Regions from separate parts of the Homo sapiens genome. Here region 2 is linked to region 1. Evidence: chromatin contacts called from ENCODE Hi-C or POLR2A ChIA-PET data. All regions are on one chromosome and are shown on one strand. Each heading gives the region's core, a stretch centred on a gene start or an enhancer-like site at or near the end of the contact. The rest is flanking DNA. Distances are from core to core; before and after follow the strand shown. Region 1 overlaps AHNAK (AHNAK nucleoprotein). Region 2 holds the start of NXF1 (nuclear RNA export factor 1).

The links. A loop is a pair of places that touch in the nucleus more often than their neighbours do. ChIA-PET counts read pairs that join two places held with the same protein, here RNA polymerase II (POLR2A). Pooled maps may share reads with other maps.
Region 2: a pooled map shows a loop between it and region 1 (4-fold over the local background). The contact joins the promoter of NXF1 here to the enhancer-like site in region 1. A Hi-C loop is called at or near these places in 5 of 50 pooled maps. POLR2A ChIA-PET finds 5 or more read pairs at or near these places in 4 of 52 experiments (T-cell, activated CD4-positive, alpha-beta T cell, activated T-cell and 1 more).

What each region holds. Positions count from the first base shown.
Region 1 is chr11:62,537,469-62,545,244 of GRCh38, forward strand. The region is part of intron 1 of AHNAK (AHNAK nucleoprotein); the gene reads right to left. Among named protein-coding and RNA genes, the nearest start is that of AHNAK, 5.4 kb to the right of the region's middle. RefSeq lists enhancers at 1,634-2,236, 2,237-2,837, 3,442-3,701, 5,212-5,341. Within about 2 kb of position 4,747, at least 37 of the 41 ENCODE cell types and tissues checked have a DNase peak (open chromatin) inside an H3K27ac peak, as active enhancers do.
Region 2 is chr11:62,801,258-62,809,033 of GRCh38, forward strand. NXF1 (nuclear RNA export factor 1) reads right to left here and starts at 4,183. Exons shown (of 21, transcript NM_006362.5): 1 at 4,072-4,183; 2 at 2,535-2,721; 3 at 2,162-2,315; 4 at 920-1,003; 5 at 685-789; 6 at 482-562; 7 at 305-374; 8 at 72-160. The coding sequence starts at 4,099. It overlaps STX5 (syntaxin 5), which reads right to left. Exons shown (of 11, transcript NM_003164.5): 11 at 5,603-6,371. The coding sequence ends at 6,212. RefSeq lists enhancers at 3,976-4,475, 4,442-4,631, 4,652-4,701.

The DNA.
Region 1 (7,776 bases), core at 3,497-5,996:
TGGTCCGGAACTCCTGGGCTCAAACAATCCCAAAGTGCTGGGACTATAAGCAGGAGCCACCACGCCCAGCATCTACCCACATTCTCAACCACAGCTTCAAGAGGGAGATGTTACTGTGCCAATTTCACAGACAGAGACTGAGTCTCTGAGAGAACAGCTTACCCGGGGTACACATGAGAGCACAACTATGCTGGGCTTGGACCCGAGTCTGTAACTCCTTTTTTTTTTTTTTGAGACGGAATCTCACTTTGTAGCCCAGGCTGGTGTGCAATGGCACGATCTCAGCTCACTGCAACCTCCCCCTCCCAGGTTCAAGCAATTCTCCTGCCTCAGCCTCCCGAGTAGCTGGGATTACAGGCGCCCGCCACCATGCCCGGCTAATTTTTTGTATTTTTAGTAGAGATGGGGTTTCACCATCTTAGCCAGGCTTGTCTTGAACTCCTGACCCTGTGATCCACCCGCCTTGGCCTCCCAAAGTGCTGGGATTACGGGCGTGACCACCGCACCCGGCCGACCGAGTCTGTAAGTCTTTTGCCTACTCCACCCCAGGTCTGCTGCTTGTAACAGGTGGGAGCCTCCTCAGAGTCTGCCTCCAAGCAGGAATGTCAGTGTTCCACCTCCCTCAGAGACAGAGACTTGGGCCACCCAGTCTCACCCAGTACCCAGGACCAGGGGGGTGCCTCACCAGCTGGCAGCTCTGGGAGCCCTGCCACAGGCAGCTGCCTGAACAAAGGAGGCCCCGGCCCCACCAGGCACCGCCCAAGCCCCAGAGGTTAGAGCCCAGCTGAGCCCACCTTGGCCCACAGTGAGTTCAGGCCTCCCGGCTGCCACACCAGGCCCTGAGCCAGGCCCTTATAGGTGCAAGCATTTAGTAATAAATTCGCCCTCCAGCCACAAGGTGAGCTGTCATCTGCAGGTGCCCTAGAAAGACACCAGGCAGGACTCTGCATAGGGCCACGGACTACAGCCACAGCACAAAATGGCGGCAGCAGCCACCAATTGAAATGGTGTGGGGGACACTATAAGTCATGGGGAACCTAAGCCAAAGCCCCGCCTACAGCCGTTTACATCCGGAAAGTATCAACAGTCAATCAATGCATGTATACCGGCTGCCTCCATATGCCCAACACTATACTTTGCACTACAGACGGAACCAGCCAGGGATGGACACAGCTGGGCCCAGCACCTAATTACACGCTGCGTTAGACGGTGACCTCACATCACTCACGCACCCATGTGCCAGACAGGGAGATTTAAGACTCAGTTCCTGTCACAGATACATATGATGAGCAAAGTGCACTAGCTGTGACCGATTTTGCCGCAGAATATTCCAGAAGGCTTGGGAGCCTTCTAGGGGAAATGAAATATACATGGGGTCTTGAAGGTGCTACAGGTGACCTCTGAGGATGAGACTATGTCTCTTGGGAATTCGTGGGCACTTAGCAGTTCCTATCTCAGGCAGATCACAACACGGATGAAAGAGAAACACAGACCCCAGCCCCCGACAGCCATCCTCCTGTTTGACAACGCGGTGTGGACAATGTGTCTCCTTGTCAACACAGGTGCTGGCTACAAGGTGAGCAAAGACTCTGAGCCTCTGGGCTCAGGTGCAAACTGGCGAAAACACCTCCTCCCTTCCGGCTGCAGAGAAGGCTGCGACAGGAAATCACTCTGACCCTTCCCAGCAAGAAACAGCAAAGCTGGGGCTTAAATGGCACATTCTCTCCCACTGTCCAGTGCTCAGGAGCCAGCCCTGCAGAAAAGCAGCCAGGCAGAGGCAGGGAAGGAAAACAGATTCCAGACTTCATCTCTCAGACAGAACTGAAGCCACTCCTTCAGATCGCCCAGACACCCCTGTCCTCCTCCTGGAGCAGGGCCCCTTTGCTCACCCCAGCATCCTGGTGCTGTGCCAGCAGCCAGCGAGGGGGAAAGAGCTAGCTGGGCCAGCTCACCCTCGCCCACACCTCGGCCCCACCCTCCCGCCCCAGTGAGTCACTGCAGCTGGCTGCAACAGCTCCAGACCTGCAAAGGGTTGAGCCTAAAACCCCAAGGACAAAGTGCCTCCTGGGCCAGACCCCCAGGTGCCAGAGGAACCAGGGCTGCCCTGCAGACAGGCAGTTGGCTTCCCTGCCAGGGCCTCAGGCAGAGTCCCAGGGCAGAAGTCCCTTTTGAGGCCCAGGACAGATGCAACCTACGTGGTTCCTGAGGAGGGGAGAAACCATCCTAAGTAGACACCGATCCAATAGCCCGTGAGGACGGGAGCCATTGGACCCGAAGCTGCAGGTTGGCCCTGGCAGGGCACCCAGTGGCTTCCCGGCCAGGTGGGGCTGCCAACCACCCTGCCTGCTCTGGCTGTGGCCCTGCTGTCCTGGCACAGCCTGGAAGGACTCCCCTCTCATCTGACCTGGGCCATTCAGTTCCGCGGAAGGGCATGGAAATACTGAAGGGAATACTGAAGGAGGGGCGTGGGATACTGTGTAGCCAGGTTTCCCATTCTCTGCATTTGGGTCCCAGCCCTCAGTCTCTCCTCCACCTCTGGAGCCTGTATCAAGCCCAAGTGGTCCTTTCTTCTCCTCCCACACAAGTTAGGTTAAGTCAGGCTTTCCCTGGAGGCTGAGGGCTCTGCCCTGTTGCTAGCCAAAAGAAGGTCTTTGGAGCTTTGGGGAATTCTGCACGATTCAGCCAAGTGCCATAAGCCTTCAGAGCTAGGAGAGACCTAGAGTTGTGCCACCCAACGCAGCAGCCACATGTGGCTATTTAAACTTAATCAATTAAAATTCAGTTAAATTAAAATTTTAGCTTTGGCTGCACTAGCCACATTTCAAGAGCTCAACAGCCACATGTAGCTACTGGCTACTATATTAGCGTGGACACAGAACACTTCCCCCACTGCCGAGAGTTTTATGGGATGGCACTGCCTGTTACTTAAGGATGGAGAAAGTAAGGTCCAGAGAGGTGAGAGAATGGGAGTGTGCTGGGACCCTAGTCCCAGAGCCTGCTAGCACACAGCCCGGTGGTCCACCCAACAGCCTCCCTCGTGATAGCAAGAAGCGGGACAGAGCTAGGCGTGGTGGCTCATGCCTGTAATCCCAGAACTTTGGGAGGCCAAGACACACTGATCGCTTGAACCCAGGAGTTTGAGACCAGCCTGGGCAACATGGCAAAACCCTATCTCTATAAAAAATAAAAATGTATTTTTTTTAAATAAAAAAAGAAGGAGCAGGGCCAGAGTGGAGACCCCCTAAGGCAGAAGACTGCTTGGAGGGCAGAAAAGAATGAGATGGCGAGGCCGCTCCAGCTGCAAAGGTGAGAGCACGTATGCCTGACGCTGCGGGACAGACTGTAATTCAGGCCAGAAGCAGCAAGAGAACAGCCCATCCTGTCACTTCAAAACTGCAAAGAGGATGTGCCGAGCAGCAGGGCTCTGCCCATACCCTGCAACTGGGGACAACGCCAAGTAGACGCAGAACTCCAGGAAGCAGATTCTTGACCCCAGCAGATGGCCTCTGCCAGGGGTGACCTCCAGAGGAGCCTCCTTCCTCCACTGCCCTCGGAGAACAGTGCCCCTTCCCCGGAGGAGCCAGTATAAAGACAGCCAGGATGGAAACCGGGCCAACTGCTGCAGCAGCTAGAGACAGCCCTGCAGCCAGCGTCAGTGTGGAGATGACAGGAATTGAAACACACACTCCCCCAGAGACAGGCCACAGGCCTCAGTGCCCAAATGCACCAAACCTGAGGACAAGATACACACCACAGGGGCCCATGACTGTGCATCCACCCAGCACAGGCGGGACACAGGAGGCAACCCTCCGAGGGGAAGAAAATCACCCCATCCGTGGTAGGGAGGGTACCGGCCACAGTGAAACTTCCGCCCAGCATGGCAGCACGCACATAGGCCAATCGACCCACCACACACACAAGGCCAAAGAGAAGCAGTCCTCATCCCAGGAACAAAATGACTCATGCCCAGAGTTAGAGACCCCTACCAGAGGGGAAGCCCCCAACATTCGGAACCAGGAGGAGAGGGAGGCTATTCAGAGAGACACACCCAGAAGACAGTATGGTCTGCTCTCATAAACACTCAACAGGAGGCAAAGAGGAACAGAAAGTTCCATGTTGAAAGAAAAAAAAACCCCACACACAAGTAGAAAGAGAATTCTGCAGAGCGCTCTGATGTGCCAGGGACTGTGTTGGCAACATCCCATGCCTGGGGTCTCATTCAACTCCCAAATGATGATGCTATGTCAAAAGAATTAATATCCTTATTTCAGAGAAGTGAAAGCAGGCCCAAGAGATAAGATGACTTGCCCAAGTGTGAGACAGAGTTGAAATGCAAGCCCAGGAGTCTCTGACCCCCAAGGCCCTTGTTCCAAAGGAACAAGGGTGACATCCCTTCCAGGGCCTGGCCCTCTGAATGGACCCCCGAGGATGCAGCTGCCAGGCTTGTTTAGGAAAAAACATTATGCCACATTCTAACCGGAGCAGAAGTGCGCAGACATCTCAGAGTCTAAGCTGGCATTAACAACTTTTACAAACCCACCTAGCTGATTCTGGGCAGTGTGCAGGGAGGAGGGGCAGGTTAGGGAGGTGGAATTACCAGGAAGAATTAGATGAACATGTTGCAAAACACATGCAACTTGGGCACCTTCAAAGAAAGGCACACAAGCACACACACACACATACACACCATTAGTACACGGAGACCCTCAGCCCCATTCTCCACTCTACACAGCCCAGGGCAGCCTGCAGCCCCAGCCAGCCTTCACCGGCTCACAATAGACAGTTGTCCTGCAGGTCCCTATGCCTGTTTACCTGGCACCTGTGTCCCTTGAGCCTGCACCTCCCCTTGTGTGTGTGCACCTGCCTGGCCTCCTCCCTGCTCCCTGCCCTTAGGAGAGGGAGGCGCCAGCCCAGCCACAACTCCCACCAGGAGGAAGTTTTTCCATCCTTGTCATTCCAGCCCTCCCCTCCCCATCACCCCCTTCCCCTGGCCCCTCACATCATGCTGACTTCCAGGGCAGCCCTTACACCCCAACCTCAGCCAGCTGGTTGCTTTCTGACTCTGCTGTGACGCCTTTCTCCATCTCTCTCTACCCCAGCCACGCACAGCCCCATCCCATGCTACAGTGAGCTTGGAAGCCCTGAAGCTCCAAGCTCTCACTTCCAGCAGCGAGGGAGATTCCCTCTTCCCTCCCTGGCCAGGAGGGACTCTGCAATCCTTGTGAAAGGGGGCTGGGGACAGCCTATGATCCAGTGGGGAGTCCCCACACCTGGACACAGAAGCAGGGAAGAGTGGGCCTTTACCCAGAACCACTGGGATTAAGACACCAACTCTGAGGGTGGCGTCCTATAGGAGAGGGGGTGGAGCAGAACGCTTGGTCTTGCCCTGTGGGGTAGATTACAGTTTGGAAGCTGCCTGTCTGCCCCACCCAAGGCCGGGATCTGGGGAGGGCGCTGCTTGCTCTCCCCCCAGCGGTCGGACCACGCTACTGCAGGGGCGTGGGGCCAGGCCGCTCCGGCTCTGTCGCTGAAGAGCTACCCCCGAGCCCCGCCAGGACACGTAGCTGTAGACGGGATCAGCTCCAGGCACTTCCCCTTCCCCCAGAACCTCCGCTCCAGCCCCCGGGGGACCGGGCAGGATGCCCCTCCCTGACAGGCCGTGTGCAGTGCCTTGCTTAGCCTGCTCAGCTGGGGCCTGCACCCCCAAGGCTGTCCTCAACCTCCCAAAGGCTTCTGGACACAAACTGCGCGTGCGGACATGTCCAGGACCGAGAAACTCACTTCAGTCCTTACCTACAACCCCTACGGGCCCGCAGGAAACCTCCACCACCAGAGCAGAATGCCACTGCCATCCTCTGCCTCCAAGCCCGATGACAACGCAGGCAGAGGTGACACATCCAGGCACGCCACAAGGGGAAGACCTTCATTCACAACCAGTGGGATACTCTCTCACAGGCAATGACACACATCTCACTCAGAGACAAGCTGTGACATGGTGGTCACAAGGACCTAAAGCCACAGTGGGACGACACCTGCAATGCTATCAGTGACCTACCTAAGACTGCCAGCGACAGCTCAGCCACAGCCCTGGTGGGAACTGAGGCCAGCAGGGAGGAAAAGGGGCTTCATTCCTTCGGAATCCTCTTGTGGCCCACCCACGTGCCCCCCACACTCCCTCGGGCACACCCAGGAACGCTGGAAATTGCTCGTGCTCAGGAAGCCTTGGGAGTCCCACCGGATGGCCTGAGCCCAGGGAAATGCCAGCCTGGATGAATCGATGGGGGACGAAGAGAAGTCAGAAGGCCCTCCATCCCTGCCACTGCCACCGCCCAAGCAGCACATTCTAAATCCTCCCCAGCGGCCATCACCCTTCCTCAAACCTAAGCGTGCACAGCACGGTGCCAGCCCAGCTCCGGGGAGAGAAACTTTGGGGCCTCGGGAATGGTGGGGGAGAGAGCCACACTGTTCCCATAAGGAGTAGGACTAGCTCTCCCGGTCTGTCTCTCTGTCTGTCTCCAGGCAGTTCCCAAGTTCTAAAGAAGGTGGTGACCACACCCCAGAGCCCCACACACCCCTCCGCCCCCACGGCTTTGCCCCAACCCCTCAAACCAGCTCCTCAGGCTCAGGGTGACCGGCTCTGCCAGGACCCACCAGCCAATTCCAAGTCGAGCAAAAGAATCCAGCCTGGCAGCACCGCCACCTTTCCCCAGGACTTCCTGAGGGCTAAGATGACTCCGGGGACCCCCAGCCAACTCCGTACCCTGGGCTGACGCTGGACCTTCTCCCTCAACAGGTCCCTGTGTCCCACCCCTGGCCCTGGACCATGTCTGGCTGCCACAAGTCCTCAGCTCCGAGGGGTTGGCTCCTCAAGGAGTTCCCGGACCAGGACCCCTGAATCGCTGCTGTGGGCCTCCATATCAGCCCGCATGACTTATGTGGCTCCCCATGTGTCCCTGTTCTCTGACCAGTGTCCCTGTGCATAACCTCTTAGGGACAAAGGCTTTAGAGAGGGGCTCAGACACCCTCTAACCCACATTCCCACAGCCCCCAAACCCTGCGACCTCTCCTAGCTCCACTCTTACCCTCCCTAGCTCCTCTCCCACCCTCCCTCACCCCAAAGCTCACAGCTCAGAGCAAAGAGGTGCCCCTAACTTGGGGGCTCCCCTGTCCTCCCCATTCTGCACAGGCCACTATCCACGCGGTGGGGGGTGGGTGACCCCGCTGTCCCTAAGGACTGGAGAAGGAAGCTTCCCCCCATTCAGCTTCTGAAAGGAAGTGAGTGCCACACCCTGCCCCTGGGATTTCCCTCACGGGGAGGGGATGAAAGCGAGATCTCTACCCTGAATTACAGCCAGTATAGGTGCAGGGGCCCTTAAACGCCTTCCCCCACTCTCAGCTTCACTGCTGCAGCCCCTCACTGTATTCCACAAAATCAACCCAACACCTACCATGCACTAGGCTGTGCTGGGACGGGCAAGCAGAGAGCAGGAGCCCTGCAATCCGAGGTTGGATTCTAATGAAGACGGGTTCGAAACCAGTATTTACTGAGCGCCCAGCGCTGTGCTGGAGACACAGAGGTAGATATCTCGGTCCCTTTTCCTCCGGAGACTCCGGAGGTCTAAGGACCTGACTGACTTGGGAGGCTCCCACACTGCCTTTCCACAAATCCCCTCCACAGAGCAGGGCACTCTGCAGCGACCGCACGCTCCCTGGGAGCACCTCACTGCCACGGTCGCCGCGGCGGGAGCCACACCCTGCGAAACCGGCAAGCACACA
Region 2 (7,776 bases), core at 2,933-5,432, 260 kb after region 1:
TCTGCCCTCCAGCCACTTCCTATCTAACACACCCTGCTTCCTCATGCCTAATACTGGGCCAAAGGCCTTACCTCAGGGATGTTCTCTTCAATGATCCTCAGGGTAGCTGCCATACAGCTTCTGCGATTCAGGACAACGTCAATGTTCTGGGCCACCAAATCTTCAGGAAGCAGAAGGGAAGGAAAGGGAAGACTGAGAGGGTTTGCCCATGCCAGCATTAGCAGTAAAACATCCTCAAACTTTCCCTCCCTGACAGATCCCACCTTATCACCACCTATCTGAGAACTACTGCTGTCAACCATACCTGGGTCTGAACGGAGGCCTTTGAGGTCAAGGGCTTGTTGGGAGCCATCGTATCGTTTGCTCATGATCAGCTAGAGGAAAAAGAAGGGTTTAGTGGTCACTGGGTTTGTGTGTGGGGGGTGGGGGTGTGAGAAGTAGTAAGACTGGGTTGGAAACATCTAATTTGAGCCTGCCTCACCTTTAGCTGTTCTACTTGTTCTGGCTTCAGTTCATTCAGTATAGTGTGGGGTGGAGCAGAAGAGTTGATGATGATAGATATCTGGAGGGAAGACACAGAGGGCACAGAAAACTCTAGGGAAGCCTAAGCCGCAAGAACAAGACCCAGTCCCTGCTCTGAGCACCAACCTCCACCTCCAGCCAAGCCAGGCCCTTTAAACACACCCTTCGGTTCTCCCGATCCAAAATCTTATAGTTGACAGCCTTCAATGCAGAGGCAGTACTGGCGTCTTCAACGAAGAACTGGGCCCGTGTATTCTCATAGTGAAACTACAAGAGGAAACAGGAGCATTACACTGGGAGTCCAGAGCCCTTGGGGAGGGGCATTACGCTGGGAGTCCAGCTTGCCCCTTCACCATCCCTGGTGCCTGGCCAGCCAGCCACTCAGGCCTTGTCTTACCTCAATAGGGGTGAAGGGCACACTGCACTTGCTCTGAATCATGCTCAGGAGCCATGCCTTGTCATACTTTCTGCCATAAGGAATCTAGAAATGAGAGAAAGAGAAAAGAAGGGAATGATAAGTAAGGCTGAATAGCAGACCCAATACAATGCCTTTTATACCTTCTACCAAACTTTTAAAGACTATCTAAAGAAAGGACCAGTACTAGGTTTTCTACTTGAGATACACATAGATTCTTTAACTCCTTTCTGTCTACTTACACTTACTATTTTTTCTTAGTAACAGGGCCTCACTCTGTCACTCAGGCTGGAGTGCAGTGGTGCGATCATAGCTCACTGCAGCCTTCATTTCCTAGGCTCAAGCGATCCTCCTGTCTCAGCTTTCTGGAGTAGCTAGGACTACAGGCATGTACTACCATGCCCGGCTAATTTTAAAATTTTCTGTAGAGAAGGGGTCTTGCTGTATTTCCCAGACTGGTCTTGAACTCCCAGCCTCAAGTGATCCTCCACCTCGGCCTCTCAAAGTGCTGGGATTACAGGCATGAGCCACTGTACCCAGCCCATTTACACTTATAATCTCTCAAAAAAAAATCAATTTTATTTATTCTAAAAGTTCCAAGATATTATTTACACCTTGCCTGCCCCTCAGAGAACTCCAGGGCACTCCAGGGACTCCAAGCCCCACACTCAGCCTGAGCCAAATGAAGACATCCAGAGGAATTACTCCCTCCCCCAACCAAAATTTTCATATTTCTCTTCCACCCCTTCTCTGAACCTGCTCTAAGGTGTTGGAAGATACTGATTCCTAGGAGAAAAGATAGATACTTGAGTGTGGAGTAATCAGATGACAAGGAGAATTTTTGGGCTGGGTGCGGTGGCTCATGCCTATAATCCCAGCACTTTGGGGGGCCAAGGCGGGCAGATCATGACGTCAGGAGTTCGAGACCAGCCTGGCCAATACAGTGAAACCCCGTCTCTACTAAAAATACAAAAATTAGCCGGGCGTGGTGGTGGGTGTCTGTAGTCCCAGCTACTCGGGAGACTGAGGCAGAATAGCTTGAACCCGGGAGGCGGAGGCTGCAGTGAGCCGAGATCACGCCACTGTACTCCAGCCTGGGTGACAGAGCAAGACTCCATTTAAAAAAAATAATAATAATAATTTTTGTGGAATAAAATTAAACATCTCCACTCTCAGCGTGGCCTCCTATCTCTACTGTACCATCTACTTTCTCAAAGTACTCACTGTAATCTTGAACCAGTTCTTTGAGGTCCCATCCTGGCTGGTGCCAGCCCCTCCTCTCTCTGGAGGAGCTCTGTCTCTCCGCACAGTAACATGAATGCGATCTCGATCATGCCAAGTATCACCCCGACGGTTAGGTCGGGTGGTATAGGGGTTGCTGTGGGTAAGCAGAGAATAAAATGACCACAAATGCTAGGAAAGTCTTCTCAAAGGCCTTCCTGCACTGTTAGTGGGACTACAACTAAGACTGTTTAATCACTAAGCTAGTCCTGGCATTTCTCACTCTAACAGGTGGGAAAGGAAATGACATGGACAGTAAAAGGGCCATATAATCTCATGAGCCACTAAATTCAAACCAGACCAACTGGTCACTCACTATCGTACTCGGGGACCATCCTGGGCATCACTCATTGCCACATCTCCATCATCTTCCTCAAGGCGGGAAGACCGAATACCAGAACCGCCTCTTCCAGACCTACGGTTTCCTTCACCATATTTCCACCGGAAGGGACCCCGGCCTTTCTTCTTTCTTTGAGGGAAATTAACGCGTTCATCATCGTGTTCTAGAGTTAGAAACAGGAACACAAATTAGAAGTAAGTAACTGGTCCGGTTTGGTGTGGCAATCATAGCTTCTAGTACTCTGAACTATTGGAAGAGATACATACTAACGACAGAGGCCATCTCCATGCAAACTCCGCTCCCTATCCACAGGAAAGAACCCTCTCTGTGGGAGGGCAGCATCAGGGAAAAGTTACTGGAAAACTGTGTAGGGCTTTTGAAAAATGAAGTAGAAACTGGAATTAGAGAGAAGCAGGATGTAGAAATGTGAGACCCAAAAGTGTAACTGAACACAAATCAGACCTCTGAAAGCCACCTGAAATCTGCCACTCAGTACTTTGTCTATACAGTGCAGACGCCAGTTACAAATATGACCAGTTTAAGGATCCTCTAAAAATTCTCCTTGTTCTCAAACTGCCACTTTGAAGTTTTGTGAGGAGCTCTTCGTTTCCATGGCCAGAAATGTCCTTTAACTCAGGAGACAAATTCTAGACTCAGGCTCTAGTGGCAGTGCCAGGCTAGGGTGCTTAACCAGGGACCCTGGAATGCTCTCCAGGAAGATGACCTTCTGATTCATGCTGTGTAGGACTGGCGTCTTAAAAAAGGTCCCTAACTCCCAAAAGAGGTCTGCCTAATACCCAGCACTCTGTAAACAATGAATCTCAACAAATGACCCTAGGAAAAAAGAACATAGAAGGCGCAGCTAACATTCACTGAGAACTTTCTCCAGTGCCGGCCACTATGCTTCAGGCACTTGATAGGAATGATCTCATTTCCCCTCCCCACACACACTCTTAAGAAATGCTGTTGTTATTCCACATTAAGGGGGTGGAAAACGAGAGTTTTAAATTCACGGTTTCAACCTCCACCACGCACTCCTAACTTACTACAAAGAACTAACACCCAGTGTAGTGTTCAGACTAGAATATCCAGTTGATGTGTAAGTCTCGAATATTAAGCCAAAGCCCAGGCCCGAGAGTTCAAGACCGACTGGACGCAGTAAAAAATAGGGCATCAGGGCAGCCCACGAGCAGGGCACTCACTCACATTAAAGGAAGAGTCAGGCCGCCAAACCTAACTGACAGGCATCAACCACCCACAAAGTTCAAAGGAATCCCGTCACCCTACCCCCGAGCCATCCGCTCCGAGCCGCAGGTCCCCCAACACCAGGATGCCAGCAGGAATCCAGGAGTCAACAACTCGGGTGTCCACCTCGAGTGCCCGGCCCCCCGCGCGCCGCTCCCCGCGGACGCCGGGCCCCTAGCGGCCTCACGCCCCGGGGGCTGAGGCCTAGGCCGGCGCCGCCCACCCGCGCCCCAGATAGCCAGTTCCCGACCCGAAGACCAGCACTTACCGCTGTACGACTTCCCCTCGTCCGCCATGCCACAGCGAAGATCAAGGGCGGGCTCAGGCGCTGGCCGCTACGCCGGCAAACAACCTAACTCCCAAGCGCTCAGGACCGAAGTGTCCCTACGCCGGGCGCCACCGCATTTATACAGCAAAGCACGTCGCGCGCCGCTGACGTCCCAGGCTGTGGGCGGTGCCGCCGCCCGGAGAAAGCGCGGCCCCCTGCGCGTGCGCACACTTAAGGCCGTCGTTCGAGGGGCGGGGCCTGGCCCTCCACGCCCCGCCCAAGACCTGAACTTGCGGAACCCCGGCTGGCAGCCAGCATGTCCCCGCACCTTTTCATCTGTCCGCTGACGCTGCCCTGGCAGCTTCAGAGTTAGTGCTAGAGCACAGTGCTGCCGCCGCAGCCCAGAACTCAGTGAGGAAGGGGGCCGCACAAAGGGCTTCAGAGGAATGGAGACCGCGCCTCCAGGTGGGAGTGATGGCTCAGACCCCTACCGGAATCTAGCCAGTGTTTCAGCTCGGCTCCTTGTCTATACCTCGCTTTCTTCGCCTATAAGATGGATTAACAAATCACGAAGTTGAGAATTAGAATGTGAGCTCGAACGTTGACTAATTAAGGGCTTTTTTTCCTCGAGGGCTTGACTCGGCAGGTACTATGCCTGGCACATGGTAAAAACTCAACATATATTTGTGAAATAAATGAATTTGTGTTATGAATTTCCCCCACCCCGCCCCGCCCTGAGTTGCTGAGTCAAATGATACGACATCTGTCAGGGGTTTGGCGAGCATTGTCTTCACAGACCTTCCATCAATGGCGTCCCCTACTAGAAACCCATCGTGTCAACGGGGCAGACAGTGAAGCTCACCAGCAGTGGCAACTTGCTGGAGATGCCGAGGAGGACATTTTAAAATATCAGGGCCTTGGGCTCTCCTAGACCCCCAAAAGCACCACCACCAGCCCCTGACTGTTGTCTCTATAGCTTCAACTTCCTTTGGAATGTATGAGACAGGGGCACTCGAGTGACCTCAGAATGTGGTTGTGAGTCTCGGTCAGGAAGAACAAAGCACACTAATCTCCCTGGACGGTGGGTATTCTGGGCAGGTGTCTCCATTCTCTGTGACTGGCTTTGATTTGGTGAAGTGCTTGGAGGGAATCAAAAGCCTCAACTGGAGTTGGGAACAAATTCTTCACCTTCCACTCCTGGAAGCAGGCAGAGCTTCTGCCTCGCTTAGCTCAAGGAAGAATTACGGCCAAATAGTTGGAGGATACAGATGAAACAGGTCCAAACACTGCTTGAGATAGTCCTGGAAGTTGCCCCCAATCAGGGACCCCCTCTGGGATCCTGCTCCCCTGTGTGAAAGGAAGTTTCCACGCTAATGAAGTGTTGCAACACTTGGTTCTCCCCTGCCTAGAGGCAGCTGTGTGTCAGAGCCCAAAATAGCCTGTGTCAGCAGTGATACCTGGCAGAGCCATTAGCCCAACCCTTTCAGTTCTGGTACTGGGCAGTGGGCTCTCTCCACTCGCTGCCTAGGCCCTTCGACGCTCCCACCCAGAAATGATGACATGGCTAGTGAGGCTGACAGTCTTGCTGTAATTGGGAGAAAACGAGCTGCAGCACATTTGGCAGATTGAGTCACCAGCAGCCAATGTCAGGGGTTGTGCAGGCAGCTGAAGGGCTCAGGGCTCCCTGCCTCACATGGTGAAAGAGGAAGAAAGAGGTCAATTGGGAAAATTGGTCCCTGGGGCTGCTTCCTCTCTTCACTCACAGGAAGGTGGGTAAGGGCATCATCTCCCTTTGCTGCCAACGCTTCCTTTGGGAGAGGCTGGAGAGGGTTTATAAAAATCTCCTAGTGGAAACAACCTCCCCCACTGGCCCCCAGCTGGCCTCTGCTCCCTTCCAGTCACTTCACAGCAGAGTTCAAATCTAGAACCCTGTGTGTTTCATAGGCCTGAGGGTGGTGGGGGGAGGACAGGGTGGCCAGAGGCAAGGGGTGGGGGATCAGGGGCAGTGGTCATTCTTAGCAGTTCCAGGGAAACAGGGCCTTTCTCCCAAGTACCCTGCACAGGCTCAGTGGCAGCACTGGCCACTTGCCTTCCCAGGAGGGTCCCAAACCCCAACAGAGTGCCTCAGAGTAGAGAGGGTTCAAGCAAGGAAGACCACAAAGATGATGAAGAAGACAATGAGGATGAGGAAGATTTTGACCATGAGCCACCGGTTGGAGGTGACAGACTGGAAGTACTTGAGGATCTCTGAATGGGCGGCCTCAACGTCCAGCTGGGCTCCTAGCACGTTCTCGTCGATCCTGGGGACAAGGCCGGGAGAAGAGGAAACAAAAGGACACTGGATTAAAAAGAATGCTGTTGAAGTCCATTTATTGACATGGAAAGATGGTCACAATATGATCCCATTCTTATATATATTTGTGTATAGAAAAGGCTTTGGAAGGGTACTATAAACAAGTTATTTCTGGTTTGAAAACCAACTCTGCCATTTATTAGCTTAAGACTCTAAGTTAGTCTAACTTCAAGCTTCATTTTCCTCACCGGCAAAATGAGGATAACCCAAACCCTACCTTCTCTCAGGCTACTGTCTGTCTTCAATGAGTTAGTATAAAGTCCCTAACCCACAAGAGCCCCGAAAATGTTAGTTACAATTTTTCCTCATCAGTATTTACATTTTTATCTGGTGAGTATGTATTATATTTATTGTAAGGGGAAAAATGTTCACAGACCATTGCAGTCAGGAAATCATGGTTCTGAGTGAAAAAGGAAAACATAATGACACGGACAGGAAATCAGGGGATAAAAAAAGCTCTATGGCCAACCATGGTGGCTCAGGCCAGTAATCCCAGCACTTTGGGAGGCTGAGGTGGGCAGATGGCTTGAGCTCACGAGTTTGAGACCAGCCTAGGCAACATGGCAAAACCCCATCTCTGCAAAAAATACAAAAATTAGCTGGGTGTGCTGGTGTGACCCTACAGTCCCAGCTACTCGGGAGGCTGAGGTGGGAGGATAGCTTGAACCCAGGAGGTTGAGGAGCTTGATGCTGCAGTGAGATTGTGCCACTGCACTCCAGCATGGGTGACATAGCAAGACTGCCTCAGGGGGAAAAAAAAAAAAAAACACCAAAAAAAAAGGTATATGGACCCTAGTTTTGGCCAGGCTGTAATCCCAGCACTTTGGTAGGCCCAGGCAGGAGGATCACTTGAGCCTAGGAGTTGGAGACCAGCTTGAACAACATGGTAAGACACTTGTCTCTACTAAAAAAATAATAATAAATAAGTATATTGGAGGATGTGAGTAGATTACATGCAAATATGACAAGATTTTATGGGACTTGCGGATGCATGGATTTTGGTTTCCTCTGGGGCTCTTGGAGCCAATGCCCCACAATACCAAGGGATGAGTGTGCTTAATCTGATAGTTAGCACCTTGAACAAGTGATTAAATTGACATCAGCAATAAAAGGGATAACCTCATCAAGTGCCTACTAATGTAATCATCGCAGCACTAATTTAATCAGTGTTAGATTTAATTTAACATTGAACAAAACAAGTTGATGTCATGAAAAATAAAACAAAAGGCCCACTGAAGACACACATCAAATACAAAATGTGAATCTTCCTGGGTCTTAAATTGAAAGAAAAAAGATAAAAACTTTTGTTTTAAATATCAAATGGGGGCCGGACATGGTGGCTCACACCTGTA